Linked DNA regions of Homo sapiens: all the other regions are linked to region 2. Evidence: chromatin contacts called from ENCODE Hi-C data. All regions are on one chromosome and are shown on one strand. Each heading gives the region's core, a stretch centred on a gene start or an enhancer-like site at or near the end of the contact. The rest is flanking DNA. Distances are from core to core; before and after follow the strand shown.

What was found. A loop is a pair of places that touch in the nucleus more often than their neighbours do. Pooled maps may share reads with other maps.
Region 1: a map of PC-3 shows a loop between it and region 2 (13-fold over the local background). The contact joins the enhancer-like site here to the promoter of OTOS in region 2. A Hi-C loop is called at or near these places in 3 of 168 maps with a recorded cell type or tissue (HCT116, HepG2 and PC-3), 1 of 37 single-sample maps with no recorded cell type and 7 of 50 pooled maps.
Region 3: a map of CD8-positive, alpha-beta T cell shows a loop between it and region 2 (12-fold over the local background). The contact joins the enhancer-like site here to the promoter of OTOS in region 2. A Hi-C loop is called at or near these places in 1 of 168 maps with a recorded cell type or tissue (CD8-positive, alpha-beta T cell), 1 of 37 single-sample maps with no recorded cell type and 6 of 50 pooled maps.

Annotation. Positions count from the first base shown.
Region 1 is chr2:239,817,747-239,822,283 of GRCh38, reverse strand. No RefSeq gene overlaps it. Among named protein-coding and RNA genes, the nearest start is that of MIR4786, 120 kb to the left of the region's middle. RefSeq lists enhancers at 2,475-2,975, 3,693-4,279. Within about 2 kb of position 1,488, at least 2 of the 41 ENCODE cell types and tissues checked have a DNase peak (open chromatin) inside an H3K27ac peak, as active enhancers do.
Region 2 is chr2:240,137,676-240,142,044 of GRCh38, reverse strand. It overlaps OTOS (otospiralin), which reads left to right and starts at 1,387. Exons shown (of 4, transcript NM_148961.4): 1 at 1,387-1,425; 2 at 1,601-1,776; 3 at 1,957-1,983; 4 at 2,691-3,019. The coding sequence starts at 1,719. The coding sequence ends at 2,875. RefSeq lists enhancers at 1,269-1,992, 1,993-2,717.
Region 3 is chr2:239,877,927-239,882,464 of GRCh38, reverse strand. No RefSeq gene overlaps it. Among named protein-coding and RNA genes, the nearest start is that of MIR4786, 63 kb to the left of the region's middle. Within about 2 kb of position 1,349, at least 8 of the 41 ENCODE cell types and tissues checked have a DNase peak (open chromatin) inside an H3K27ac peak, as active enhancers do.

The DNA of each region.
Region 1 (4,537 bases), core at 239-2,738, 320 kb after region 2:
GAGCAGACAGGGACCGTCCCTCAAATCCCTTCTTGCCTTCCTGCAACCCCCGACAGCCGAACTTGCATCCACGCTTTATCTTCTCCCCTGGTGCCCCAACGCCCTACGTATGGTTTATTAAGAACCGTTCCCCAGTGATGATCTCTCCCTCTTTGTTGTCTTCAGTCTTCTCTGTGCAAGGGGCACGGCACCCCTAAGGCACCCTTGAGTCCTGTTATCCGGGGACATCTCAGGCTCTCTCTCCAAAGCCCTGAGATCTGTTGTCCTGCCTCCTCCCTGTGCCGTGTGACTGCTGTCCTCTTGCACTCTCCTGGGCCTGCCACCTGCAGGGATCCTTGTCTTCCTGAGCCACCCCTTCCCTACCAGCATGGTGGCTTTTCTGCCTCTGCTCTCAGCCCTCTGCCTTCCAGCCAGAGCCCCCCTTTCCCATTGCCAGCTTAGACCCCAGCTGTTCTCCTGAGGTAGGGCCCTTCCTTGCCCAGGAAGGAGCCCAATTCCAGTATCTTCTCTTTGTCCTGGAGTCCCGTGGTCTTAGCCTCGGTCTTACCTGCTCCTGCCTGGGGCTGATGCTCCCATTAGGCTGCAGGTTCATGAGGGGTGAAATGGAGCAGTGTGGGATGTTTCTTGACCTTGGGAAAGTTGGGGAGGCAGAAAGCGGTGGGTCCATCTGCTCCAGCTGGCTGGGAAGCCTGCTGTTTGAATATGACCTGGTATATTCTAGACGTGGAGGCGTCAGATGGCCAGAGCTCCAGGACTACTCCACAGACACTCCTGTGCTGGTGGATGGCAGAAAGCCGGGGCTGGGCAGATCCGTGCTGCCTCCTTGGGCCCAGTGTCCACTCCTCTGGAGAAGCACTTGGGCTTCAGTGTCAAAGGCACAGATCCACACAGCAGCCCTGCAGCTCACCAGCTCTGAGAGCAGGCGCCATGTCCTTCCCTTCTGCACGGGGTGATAACAGCCTGGCCCTGTGACAGCTGGGTGATGTGGTGCTGAGGACTGTTTCACATAGAAGCTGGCAGGCTCCCTCCCAGTGCGTTACAGTGGAATCACTTATTTTTCCTGGGTCCCTGCGTGTTTTCTTCCTCCTGAGCACAGCATGCTATTGTGCCTGTCTGTGCTGTCAGAGTCACCGCCTGAAGTTAATGATGGTGGTCACAAAGTGTCACAACTGTCCTTGGCTTCCCTTGCCCTCATCCGAAGCAGCTCTGGCCCCAGCGGTGTCCTGGCCTTGGCTGGGATGACCCCTGTCTTGCCTTCCCTCCAATCTCTGCCTGGGAACTCTCCGCCCCGCCCTTGCCCCCACGTGGCCTTTCTAAGGTGACGCCATCAGACCTCTGCTTCCTCCCCCTCTCCTCTTTCTTGGGATCACAGCAGAATCCACCCATCTGTCCTTGGAAGCCCTGCCTGACACTGAGGCTGTTTGTCTGGATGACCTCCCAGCATCCATCTCTCTGATTTTGGCCACCTGCTCCTGATTCCCTGGGAGGTGGGTCTGATTTTCCCTCTTCTGTCATGGCCAGGATCAAATGCCCACTGTGTGCTCAGTGCTGGTGGCAGAGAGCTGAAGCCCCTGAGTTCCTACTCTCAAGGCATAAATGATCTAGAAAACAAGGATGTGGGTCATTTCAACACAGGGGACAGAGATTTCCAAAGGTGCAGTCATGAAACTGGACTGGAAATGCCATGGGGGGCTTCCCAGGAGAGGTGATACCCCCGCTAAATTGAGAGGAAGGGCAAAGTGCCCAAATCGAAGCACGGGGAGAAGGGGCTGAGGCCACAGGAACGGAGGTGCCAGCAAAGGCCCAAGCACTTGCAGCACGGATACGCACAGATCAGTGCGAGCTGGACGGGCACCTGCGTGGGGATGAGAGGAAGGGAGAGGGCACTGTCCCGATCCTTGGGCCAGGAGCGCCAGGCATCCCAGCTTTGACATGGCTCCTCTCCAGAAAAATCATCAGATACCAGATAAGGCAGAGGACGTGTGTGGGCGGCTGCATGGATGACTTCACACAGGCGGTTTGATGCTGCTGCTGATTGGATCGTGTTCCTGCTGCTACTTTCTGGAGTGGAACTCGAGGGAGAAGTTCTTTAAACAACCTGTTTCTGAGGTTCAAAAAGAGGCTCTGACACTCGGCCACTGTCCCCAGACAGAGCCTCTCCTCCTTTCCCTCCAGGTTCCTGGAAGACGGCCCCCTCTCCTCCAAGCACATCTGTCTCTTGGACTCTGAATTCCACCCCTTTGCCCCTGCAGACCCTGGGCACCCCTGCCTGGCACTGCTGAAGGACCACTCCCTCCCTGGGGACTCCCACCAGACCTGGGCGGTGGCTTCACCAGCCAACATGGAAGGGGCTCAGGGCAAATTGTCCTTGTTTGCAGATGAAGAAACAGAGCCTTGGTGTGCAAGACCAGAGTCCAGCCACAGAAGCAGCTGTGCCCCCTCCACTCCTCATCTTGAGAGACACCTTCCTTACACAATGCTGGGTGACCCAGGAACCCACATATTCAAGACAGAGGCCCCATTTATGGCAGCCGATGGCCCTGGGCAGGGGTGGGCTGATGTCTGCTGGATACAGACTGTAGGGTGCACTGGTTGTCAATTCTGGAATGTCCTGGAGAGCTGTGACTGGGAGGTGACAGCATCACCCACCCCGCTGGACACTTGTTCCCTTATGGGAAAGTCACAGCCCCTCTCGGGTGACCTTCTGAGCTTTAAGGCCTTCCTGCAGGCAGCTGTGTCCTCTGCCGGGCCTCCCCCGAGGTCCCCTCAGTGCTCTCCCATCTCAAGGCCGCACACACGTTTCTGGAGGCCTGGGCTGTCCTTCCTGGAGGTGCTGGAAGGAAGCACTGACTGCTCACCGTGTTCTGTGCTGTTTGATGCCTCCTTGGCCAGGGTTCATGACTTATACCATGTGCCGGATACTGTGGTCAGTGCAGGGTGTGTCATCAGCTTGCAGAGCATGCCCTCGCTGGGATTTGAGGACCCATGGGGCCCCCTGAGCCGATCCCAGCACCTTACTGGAGCTGAAGTACTTTTTCTGATTGAATCGTCATCTCCAGAGGAGCCAGGGCCACGTCTCAAGGTGGCGGAGGCAAAGGACTGGCCCTTCCCACAGATGCATCCGCTGAGTGACGTGCCAGAAAAGCCTCCACCTCTGAGAAGGGGCAGCTCCCCTAGACTGAGCCTGGGGTTCCTGCCACAGGGGAGGAGCCCAGCCGGGCAGAACCCCCAGGGTTAGTCCTGAAGGGAATCAAGGATGGGGAGGAGGAACTGGTGGGGTTGGAGGGACAGCGAGAGTGTGGCTTGGTGGGGAACGGAGAAAGGATCTATGGAGATCTCTGCAGCATGGGTGCCCTCTGTTACACGTCCAACTTGGCCTGAACTCTGATTGCTACTGTTTGGGGGAACAATGGAGCTTTGTGTGGGCCATGATCGTAGCAACACTTCCCAGGATCCAGGGCAAAGCCAGGAGCTCCCTGCTCTTCCCATGGGGGGCCCAGCTTGCCTGCCCTGGATGGGCAGTGTGGGCATCCTGCGAGGAGCCCAGCTGCCCTGGATGGTTGTGAAGGTGCCTGAGGGCTGGGGGAAGCTGTAGGAGGGAGGCCAAGACCCAACAGTGGGCAGCAGATGCCGGGTGGGTAGAGAAAGGCCCTGGATACAGGAGGCAGAGGCCGGTGCTTGGTCTGAGGCGGGACAGGACGGGAAGGGAAGAGAAGGAGCTTTCACCCCTTAGGCAGGTTCCATGTTTTCATGTTCGCTGCAGCAGGCCAGAGCACCCCTGAGCGGACAGGGCTGGGGCCTCGGGCTAGGAGGGGCCAGCAAGGCTGGACATCATGCTTTTGCTTTGGTGCCATTTATGTGACTTTTTCATTAGCTTCATTTAGCCAACCAGGAGTAAAAGAGAAATCAGATGGCCAGATGCTCTCTGGGCTGGGTCCTGGCAGGAGGGATGTGATGAGAGGTCAAGGGCCCGAGGGATTTAGGGTTCAGGTCAGTGTGCTGGTGAATGATAGATGAGGTCCAGGTCAGCGTGCCAGTCAATGATCAGATGGGGCCCAGGTTAGCGTGCTGGCCAATGATCAGATGGGGCTCAGGTCAGCATGCCAGACAGTCATCAGATGGGGCCCAGATCAGCATGCCAGACAGTGATCAGATGGGGCTCAGGTCAGCATGCCGGACAGTGATCAGATGGGGCTCAGGTCAGCATGCCGGACAGTGATCAGATGGGGCTCAGGTCAGCATGCCGGACAGTGATCAGATGGGGCCCAGGTCAGCATGCCGGACAGTGATCAGATGGGGCTCAGGTCAGCATGCCAGACAGTGATCAGATGGGGCTCAGGTCAGCATGCCGGACAGTGATCAGATGGGGCCCAGGTCAGCATGCCGGACAGTGATCAGATGGGGCCCAGGTCAGCATGCCGGACAGTGATCAGATGGGGCTCAGGTCAGCATGCCGGACAGTGATCAGATGGGGCCCAGGTCAGCATGCCAGACAGTGATCAGATGGGGCTCAGGTCAGCATGCCGGTGAATGATCA
Region 2 (4,369 bases), core at 138-2,637:
AGGTGAGGAACCAGAAATCTTCTGAGCTGTGCAGGGAAGGGCGACGAGCAGGCCTGGGTCCTCACCTCGGCACCTGGATTTCAGAGGGGCCACTGCCCCTAAGCTCTATGTGCCAACAAATGGTTGTGCTAAGCACCTGCTTCCTCCTGGGGGTCGGAGATCTGCACATGCACGAGTCAGAGGGGGCTGCACGACCAGCCCTGGGCTCTGAGGTTCTGAAGGGCTCCCCTCATGGGGAGATTCCACAGGTGTCACCACAACGTGGTGCTGGGGAATGGAGAGCATCCCGTGGGGTCCTCGAGAGGATGCTGAGTCCCACGAGTCCTCCTAGGGCATCTTCCTAGTGAATCATTGACCTGGGTGCTCTTGGTGACCCCGAATACAACTGCCCTGAAAGAATCCATTGCCTCCTGTAGCCACAGGCTCCAGATTTCTGAAAAGGAAACCCAAAATCTAATCCGTGGATGGCTGCCTTACCATCTGAATTAAATTAACCACCTCTCTGGGTATCTTTGGTTAAATGTATGGCATTGTGTGGGGAAAAATGAGCCCTTAATCATTTGGATGGGGACATGTGAGCAGACTGTGATGAACTCCAGAACCATGGGACACATGGGTGAGGAGCTTCCCAGAGTCCTTAAACAGCCCCCAGGGTGACCAGGAATGACAGGGGAGACCGCCACAGCAAATTCGGCCCCTGATTCAGTGGGGTGGCGGGACCCCAAGGAGCAGGACCAGGAGGAGGCTCTATGTACTGGAAAGACAGGTCAGCATAGGAACCGATGTGGTCAGTGGGGCAGCTGTGTAGTCAGAATGGCCCTGCCCACAGAGACCCTTGGTGCTGGCTGCTGGTGTCCCAGGGTGGGGACAGCCTCCTGCCCACCTACAGACTGACACTTTGGATCGCAGGGAAGCTCCCACCTGGAGATGGAAGTCCATCTTGACCCCACACTTTCTGCTGGGGCTCTGCTCAGTGGACGTCCTGCAGGCAGGTCCCGCTGACGGGGGCTCCTCCTGCCTGCTGGTTTAAGTGGAAGCAGCGCTGGAATTATTCAGCTCCTCCTCACGAGGGAGGAAATCTCAGCCAGCCCCGGTATTGGACGTAGGATCGCTCCTTGCGGAGAGTAAACTGGGTTTGTTTCAAGTACCAATGCTGAATTCAGTCCTAACAATTTCAGAAATGGCCGAGCCAAGATGTTTTTCTCTCAGTTTGAACTTTGGATCAGATTCCCAGAAATTGACACTCTGATTGTGCCTGCCAGCAGGGCGACAGGAGCCCACAGTCCTCCGGTGGGGATGAAATATTCAGTTTGACTGTTCAGGCAGGTGACGTGTCCTTCCTCATCTGCAGCCCTTCTATAAAGAGGACTCTTGAGCTGGCAGCAGAGCCCATCCAGGCAGCACGGCTGGCTGAGCAGAGACAAGGTAAGCTCTGGAGAGGCCAGGCAGAGTGGAGGGGGGTGCAATTTCTTAAGTCATGGGAATTAAGGCCAATTGAGGCAGGGATTTCACCTCCAAATAGTGGTTTGAAACCACTGAAATGGAAATTGCTAGGAAAACAGTAAGAATTTTTTTTTTAAATCCATGCCATTTTCCCCAGGGCTGCCCACACTGGGACTGGTAGAGGAAGCCGGCCCTGACGGATGGGTGGTCTCGCCCTTCCTGGGTTCATCCTGCTGCAGGTGGGCCTGAGTCGCAGATCAGGAAGCACCGGGAAGATGCAGGCCTGCATGGTGCCGGGGCTGGCCCTCTGCCTCCTACTGGGGCCTCTTGCAGGTGAGGGGCCGCTCTGGAGGGAGGCAGCCACCAGGACCCCCGACAGCCCTCCTGTTCTCTCCCCTCCCGCATGCATCCCCAGGCTGCTAGGAAACCTTAGAGCCCTGCAGCTGGTGTCGGGTGGGCCCAACCGGCACCTGGGTGGTCCTCCTGGGTGACAGCTCTTCTCTTCCTTTGCAGGGGCCAAGCCTGTGCAGGAGGAAGGAGGTACCGTTCTCCAATTTCTTTCCTTTCATTTGCATAAGTAACTGGTATGCAGCGGGGAGAAACTGCTGGGGAGAGCAGCAGCTTCTTATCCCAAGCAGACGCATCAGGGGCCCTGGCTCAGCTCAGGCCCAAGCATGGAAAACATGGCCCTTGAGAGCCAGCTTGGAGCTGTGCAAGCAGAGGGTCTATGAGCTCCTTCCAGCTGGGACCCTGCCCTCCAGCCACCAGGGAACACACTGGGCAGGGGGAGCCAGGGCCCCATGACCCCTGACATTCCCACTATCAGACCTGGGTTCCAGCCCCCAGGCCCTCCCAACTCTGAGCCCTAGCTCAGTCCAGTATCTTCAGGGCTGCTCTTGCCCAAGCTTTAGGACAGGTTATACGGGGGGTAGCGGAGTGGGGTGTCTGTGCTCTGTTCTGAAATCCCAGCAGGTGGCTGCTGGTGCCCCACACCCTCCCCACACAACTCCTTCCTCAAACAGGACAGGGCTTCCCTCCCTCTCTTCCCCTTCTTCTTCTTCCTCTGTCTCCCCGACCAGATATCCCCAAGGATCTGAGAGGGGATGGGCTCAGGCCCCCACTCTGGGAAGGTTGTATCACTGTAGGTAGAGCTGGGAACCATCCACTTGCCTTGAGACCTCTGAGGATGGTGTCTCCAGGCAGGACCATGGGGACAGCCCCCAAGGCAGGTGTCTTGTGTCTTTCAGACCCTTACGCGGAGCTGCCGGCCATGCCCTACTGGCCTTTCTCCACCTCTGACTTCTGGAACTATGTGCAGCACTTCCAGGCCCTGGGGGCCTACCCCCAGATCGAGGACATGGCCCGAACCTTCTTTGCCCACTTCCCCCTGGGGAGCACGCTGGGCTTCCACGTTCCCTATCAGGAGGACTGAATGGTGTCCAGCCTGGTGCCCGCCCACCCCGCCAGGCTGCACTCGGTCGGGCCTCCACAGGCATGGAGTCCCCGCAAAAACCTGGCCCCTGCAGGAGTCAGGCCTGGTCTCACGCTCAATAAACTCCGGACTGAAGATGCACAACCAGCGTTGTGGGTTGTCTTTCAAGGACAGCTGCGCTCAGGCCCCACTTACTTTATTTCACAAATGAAGCTGGTTTTATTTTGATTCCTGGGGAGCACTTTCATAAACTCTTTCATAAATGTGCAACATTTCCATCCACATTGGCATCAACAAGGGATTTTATATCCTGGGCAGGCTCAGGACTGGCTTTCTGTGTCTCTCACTCATCCATTTCCCACAATGATCCTAGGGGGCACTGCAGTTCCCCCAGATTACGGGTGAGGAAACTGAGGCAGAGACATGCGGTCACAGCCTGACTTGTTAAGGTCACACAGCTGGTTAGGGGGTAGCTAGATTCTAGTCCAGGCACCCCCGCTCTGGGCCACTAAGCTGGGCAGCACACAAACCCACAGTCAGGGCTAGGCTGACTCCACACCATGACACACCCCTGGGAGCAGTGCCCAGGAGGCAGCAGGAAACGGAACTGAGAAACCCCACCTGTATCTGTCATCGGTCAGGGACAGCGGGGCCTGGGCAGGCTCTGTCTTCCAGGGACGGCTCTAGGCTTTGAGGATGCTGGGAGGAAGGGGGCTTCACCTGGGGCACTGGAAGACTGGGCAGGCAGCACGATGGTGTCTCAGGGATGGGCCTCCAGCAATAGGATGGCCTCTGCACAGGTGGTGAGCCCCCCATCCCTGTAGGGTGTACAAGCAGACCGTGGAGACCCACAGCTCCACCCCTTAGCTAGTAAAGACCTTGACTTAATGGGTCAATCTTCTTAGTCACTGCCAAGCCCCTGTTCCATCGGACTGACTTTCACTTGGGTCCTTCAGGGTGATGCACATTGGCATGGCATGAGGCTCACCCAATATCCACTGCCAGCTTCTCCCTGCGTCCCACACTGTCCACTCAGGCCAGGCGGCCCCTTTTCAGGCCACACACACCCCTCACATTTCAGCTCAATTCCTGTCCCTGGAACTACCCTCATCCATGCCGCCCCCCACTCCCCTTCTCTACAGCCTAACCCCCAAACCCAACTCCTCTAAGGCCTGTTAAAGGAAAACATTATTGGAAATTTTCAGAAGTTGTTCCGAACCCTGGAGACGGGTGTGGGGACCACTGCAACGGGATCTTGCAGTGGGGGAGGGAGACCAGGCTCAGCTCCGAACAGCACAGGCAGTGGGGGTTTGCGGCTGAGGAGCAGGTGGGGTCGCGGGTGGCAAATGACTGGGAGGAACACAGTGCGGGACGGGATGCTGGCTCGGCCGACCCCGCAGGGCTTTCGCTGAAGACAGGTCTGGGCCATCAGACATCCTGGGGATGCTGGGGGACCAGGAACCCGATCCAATATCCAGGGTGGGGGGCTCTGGC
Region 3 (4,538 bases), core at 100-2,599, 260 kb after region 2:
CCTGAAGTCGCCACCAGATGGAGCACCTGTTGGAGTCTGAAACGTCTCCCGCTCATCCCTATGCTTTGGGTCAACAGTGACTTTAGCATTGACTCAGTAAAGAAGAGGGTGGCCTGTTCCTGGGCCAAACAGGGATCCAAAGACTCACAGATTTCATTTTTTTCCAATAACCAAGTATCTCACACACAGAGACAAGTGCGGAAGGTAGATGTCACTCACCTGTGCCCACCACCAAGAACTAACCAGACTCGCAGTTCAGGGAGTACTCTGGCCACCCCTGTGCTATGAGGCTTCGAGGCTTTCCCAGGCGGTGGTGGGGTGACCTCCAAGTGCAGGTGCCCACAGCTGGGCAGTGTCCCCGTCCCCTTCTCTGGCTGTCTTGGGACACAGGGATCCAGCCTGAGGGAGCCTCGTGTGTTTCTCCACTTGCTTGGTGCGGGACCTGCGGATAAAACAAGGCTGAGCACCCGCCTCTGTGCCAGCTGCTGCTGCTCCTTTTGTTTTTGGTTGTTTTTGTTTGTTTGCTGTGGCTTGCCTGGCTGTTTAGGGAGACTATTGGCATTCGCTCCAGGAAATCCTCTCTGGGATGGAAGTACTTATTCACGCAGGCGGCTGGATCGAGGGAAGCACAGTTTCCAGCAACTCCGCTTGGTTATGATTAATGGAGATAAATCTGCCCAAGAGAAGCTAAATTTAGCCAAAAGTTGAGCCCCCTGCTTCCGCACTCCGCCCTCAGGCACCGGCAGAGTGTGTGTTGCTGTTGGCCAGAGCCCAGATAACATCAAGAGGTGGAAAACAATCCCCAGAAATCTGAAAAATGTAGAACAAGGAAAGAAAATGTTCAATCCATCAAAACAAACAGAGATACAATCTCACCCCCCTTGGTTTTTGTACCACTGGGTTTAGGGGAAAAGAAAACAAGAGACTGAATGAGAGAGATATGCATTAAAAACACAAAAAGATTGAAGACAGGAACAGAGTGCTCCCGCACAGGGTCACAGGGCTTGAGAGACCCCGGACCCTCAAGTGCAAGGCCCTGGTGGGGCAGGGCAGTGGGCAGGAGGGAGGCCGGGTTCCCCAGGGTCCACGCCAGGTGTCCCTCAGCCCTGGCTTCCCTCCCTCCATGCGTTGCGTGCTCACCTTTTTCTCTTCCCGACCCTGGCTGTTTCGATAATCTTCAGGCTTTGAGAGTGAATGCATTACTCCTGTCATTTATCCCACAAAGATGTACTGTGCTGGGCACAGGCAGGTCCTGGGCCTGCAAAGAGGAATAAGATGGTCCCTGATCCCCAGGACTCGAGATTGCTGGGAGGGCGGCCCAGATGGAGGTGGGAAAGCTGGAGGTGGCGTCTGGGCTGCCCTCTGGGTCTCCAAGCAGGTTCTGGGGTTGCAGGGCTCTGTGAGCTAGGGGAACCCTGCTGGCATGCTGCTTGTTAAGATCATGCTTCTGGTGGCTTCTGTGTCTGGTTGGAATGCTGGGGGGTGGGCACTGGGGAAGCATTAGAGCCCACGATTTGGGCCCTTCTTGTTTTGATTTCGGGTAGTACACCCTTAGGAAACACTTTGGGAGCCACAAGCACCCTACAGATGAAGTATTTTATTATTTTTAATAACTGATCATGAATTCAGGGACCATGAACCATCCGCCTGAAGAGTCAGTATTGCAGAAAGTTTGAAGCATTGAACTCACATTTCAGGAGTGCTGGGTCACTGTGATGGGCTCTGGGGAGTGACCGGTGAGTAGCAGAGGGGCACAGTGAGAGGTGACGAGTTCCTGAAGGTCCCTCTCCCCAGGGGCACTTGGGGCCTCTTGGTGGGTGCTCCAGTAGGGCCCTGGGGGGACACACTGATGTCCCCTTGCTGGTGGGGTGGAAATTGTCCCATCAGGGTGTGCAGGGCAGATGCATCCCTCTCTTAATAAATGGTGATGTGGCAAAGCTCCAGGGTGAGGCACTGAGGGGTGCTGACTTCTAGGAGGATTTGTGTTTGGAGAGTTCAGAGCTAGGCCTGAAAAAATCTGCTGTCACTCCAAGACATTGCACCTATGCCAGGAGTTGCGGCTCCCTGAGAGCTGGTGTCTGACCCAGCAGGTCACCTAACCCCCAGGGGACCACAGGTGAGGGGTGCAGGAGCAGCAGGGGCCCCCAGCTCATGGCCCCACTCCTGGAAATCAGTGCATGGGGTGGGGGGGTGGGGCTGCTCTTCTCTTGTGTTTATCACATCACAGCTGCCTTTAAAATAGAGGAAAATATCTCCTCCAAGCAGGAAGAGTAACTTTCCACTGATTGGCCGTTCTCTCTGCTCTCTCCCTTTGCACAAGCTCTGCCTGTGGGTTTCAATGAGTTCTCTGTTCCTGAACAAAAATGCAGCTCAGAGTGACCTTCCTTTCTCTTGTAGAAAGTTTCATCTTTTTACACATTTATGGTACGCAGAATTCTAAAGTGGCCCAAGGATTTCCACCCCCTGTTGTACCTGCCTTGGATTATTTCCTCCCCTGGGATGTGGCAGACCCTGTGTGATACATGACATGGCAGTGAAGATTTTTCACAAATGTAATTAAAGTCACTAATCAGCTGGCTTCGAGTTCACCAAGAGGGCAACTATTTGGGTGCTGATTGAAATCGCCTGAGCCCTTCACATCTGATTTGAGGGGTGAGAGACAGGGGAAAGGAGGGACTCAGGGTCAGAGACCTGTGCTCCTGCAGCCTGGAGGAAGCTGCGCTGTGGCCTGTAATAAAAGAAAAACTTCAGCCAAATTAAATTTAAAAGAGTTTAATTGAGCAATGAACAATTTGCGGATCGGGCAGCCCCCAGAATCACAGCAGATTCACAGACTCCCGCGCAGCCACATGGTGGAAGATTTATAGATAAAAAAAGGGAAATGACGTACAGAAATTTGTAGTGAGGTGCAGAACGGCTGGACTGGTTGTAGCTCGTTGTTTGCATTATTTGAACACAGTTTGAACACTCAGCAGTCTATGAAGTGTGGCCACTGGGATTGGCCAAGACTCAGCTATTGTTTCAGGCAGGCACATACTCCTAAATTAAGTTTTCAATCTTGTCTGACTTTTTTTTTTTTTTTTTTTTTTTTTTTGAGACGGAGTCTTGCTCTGTCGCCCAGGCTGGAGTGCAGTGCAGTGGCACGATCTTGGCTCACGGCAACCTTTGCCTCCCAGGTTCACGCCATTCTCCTGCCTCAGCCTCCCGAGTAGCTGGGACTACAGGCACCTGCCACCACGCCCGGCTAATTTTTGTATTTTTTAGTAGAGATGGGGTTTCACCATGTTAGGCAGGATGCTCTCCATCTTTTGACCTCGTGATCTGCCCATCTCGGCCTCCCAAAGTGCTGGGATTACAGGCCTGAGCCACTGCATCCAGCCTTTTGTCTGACTTTTAAGCCAGGTTACAGTTCATTCACAAGGACTCAAATATAGAAGTACGGAGTCCATCACAGGCCATATTTAGTTTGCTTTAACACCTGGCTAAGGAGACAATGAGCCGAGAAGCTGCAGGCAGCCTCCACAGATCAGAAGCAGCCCCAGCTGACAGCAAGCAAGAAACGGGACCTCAGTCAAACAGACGCAAGGCAACAAATGACCAACATCCCTAATGAGACGGACAGGGATTCTGCCCCAAACCTCCTCACAGAAGGCAGCCCTGCCACATCTTGATTTTGGCCTTGTGAGACCCTAAGCAGAGAGCCCAGCCATGTGGTGCAGAATTTCTGACCCATAACACTGTGAGCTAATGAGTGTTGATTAAGATGCTAAGCATGTGACCATTTATCACTCGGTAATGGGTAACTGTTACAAAAAGCAATGCAAATCTATGGCACCCAAATTAGAAAAATCAGACAGGAAAAAAAAAGAAAGAAAGTGAAAACCACTAGTAATGAACCATCTAGACATGACTATTGTTAATATTTTGCTGAATAGTCCTCCAAATATGTCGTATGTTTAATTTTCTCTCCCCCACTACGTATCACAGAATTATGGAGCTACAATTGACATGAATAAACTGCATGTTTTAGCATTGTACAGTTTGGTAAATGTGCTGTGTGTTTACACCCACGCAGCCTTCACTGCACAGGATGACGACCATGTCCACCACCCCAGGAAGTCTCCTCACACTGCTCTGAAGTCTCTTTCTCCCACCCTGTCCATCTTTCTGTCACTATCCATTAGGTCGCACATCCAAGAATTGTGTATCAGTGCAGTCACACAGCATGCACGCCTTTCTTTATTTGTTAGTCTTAAAAATCTTTGTGTTTCATTGTGGATGGTTTCTATTGCTGCCTTTAGGTGCAGTAATCTTTTCACCTGCAACCTTAAATCTTCTGTGGATCCCGTTCTGTGTACTTTTCATATCAGACATTGCAGTTTTCATCTCTAGAATTTTGATTTTGGGCCTTTTTGGTGTCTTTAATGCTCTATTTAATGGAACCATCTTTCCCCTCACCCCTTGGACATATGGAGCTGTAAACAAAATATAAAATTCTAAGCCCCCCACCTGACGAATGGACCCTCCCTCCCCTTGGC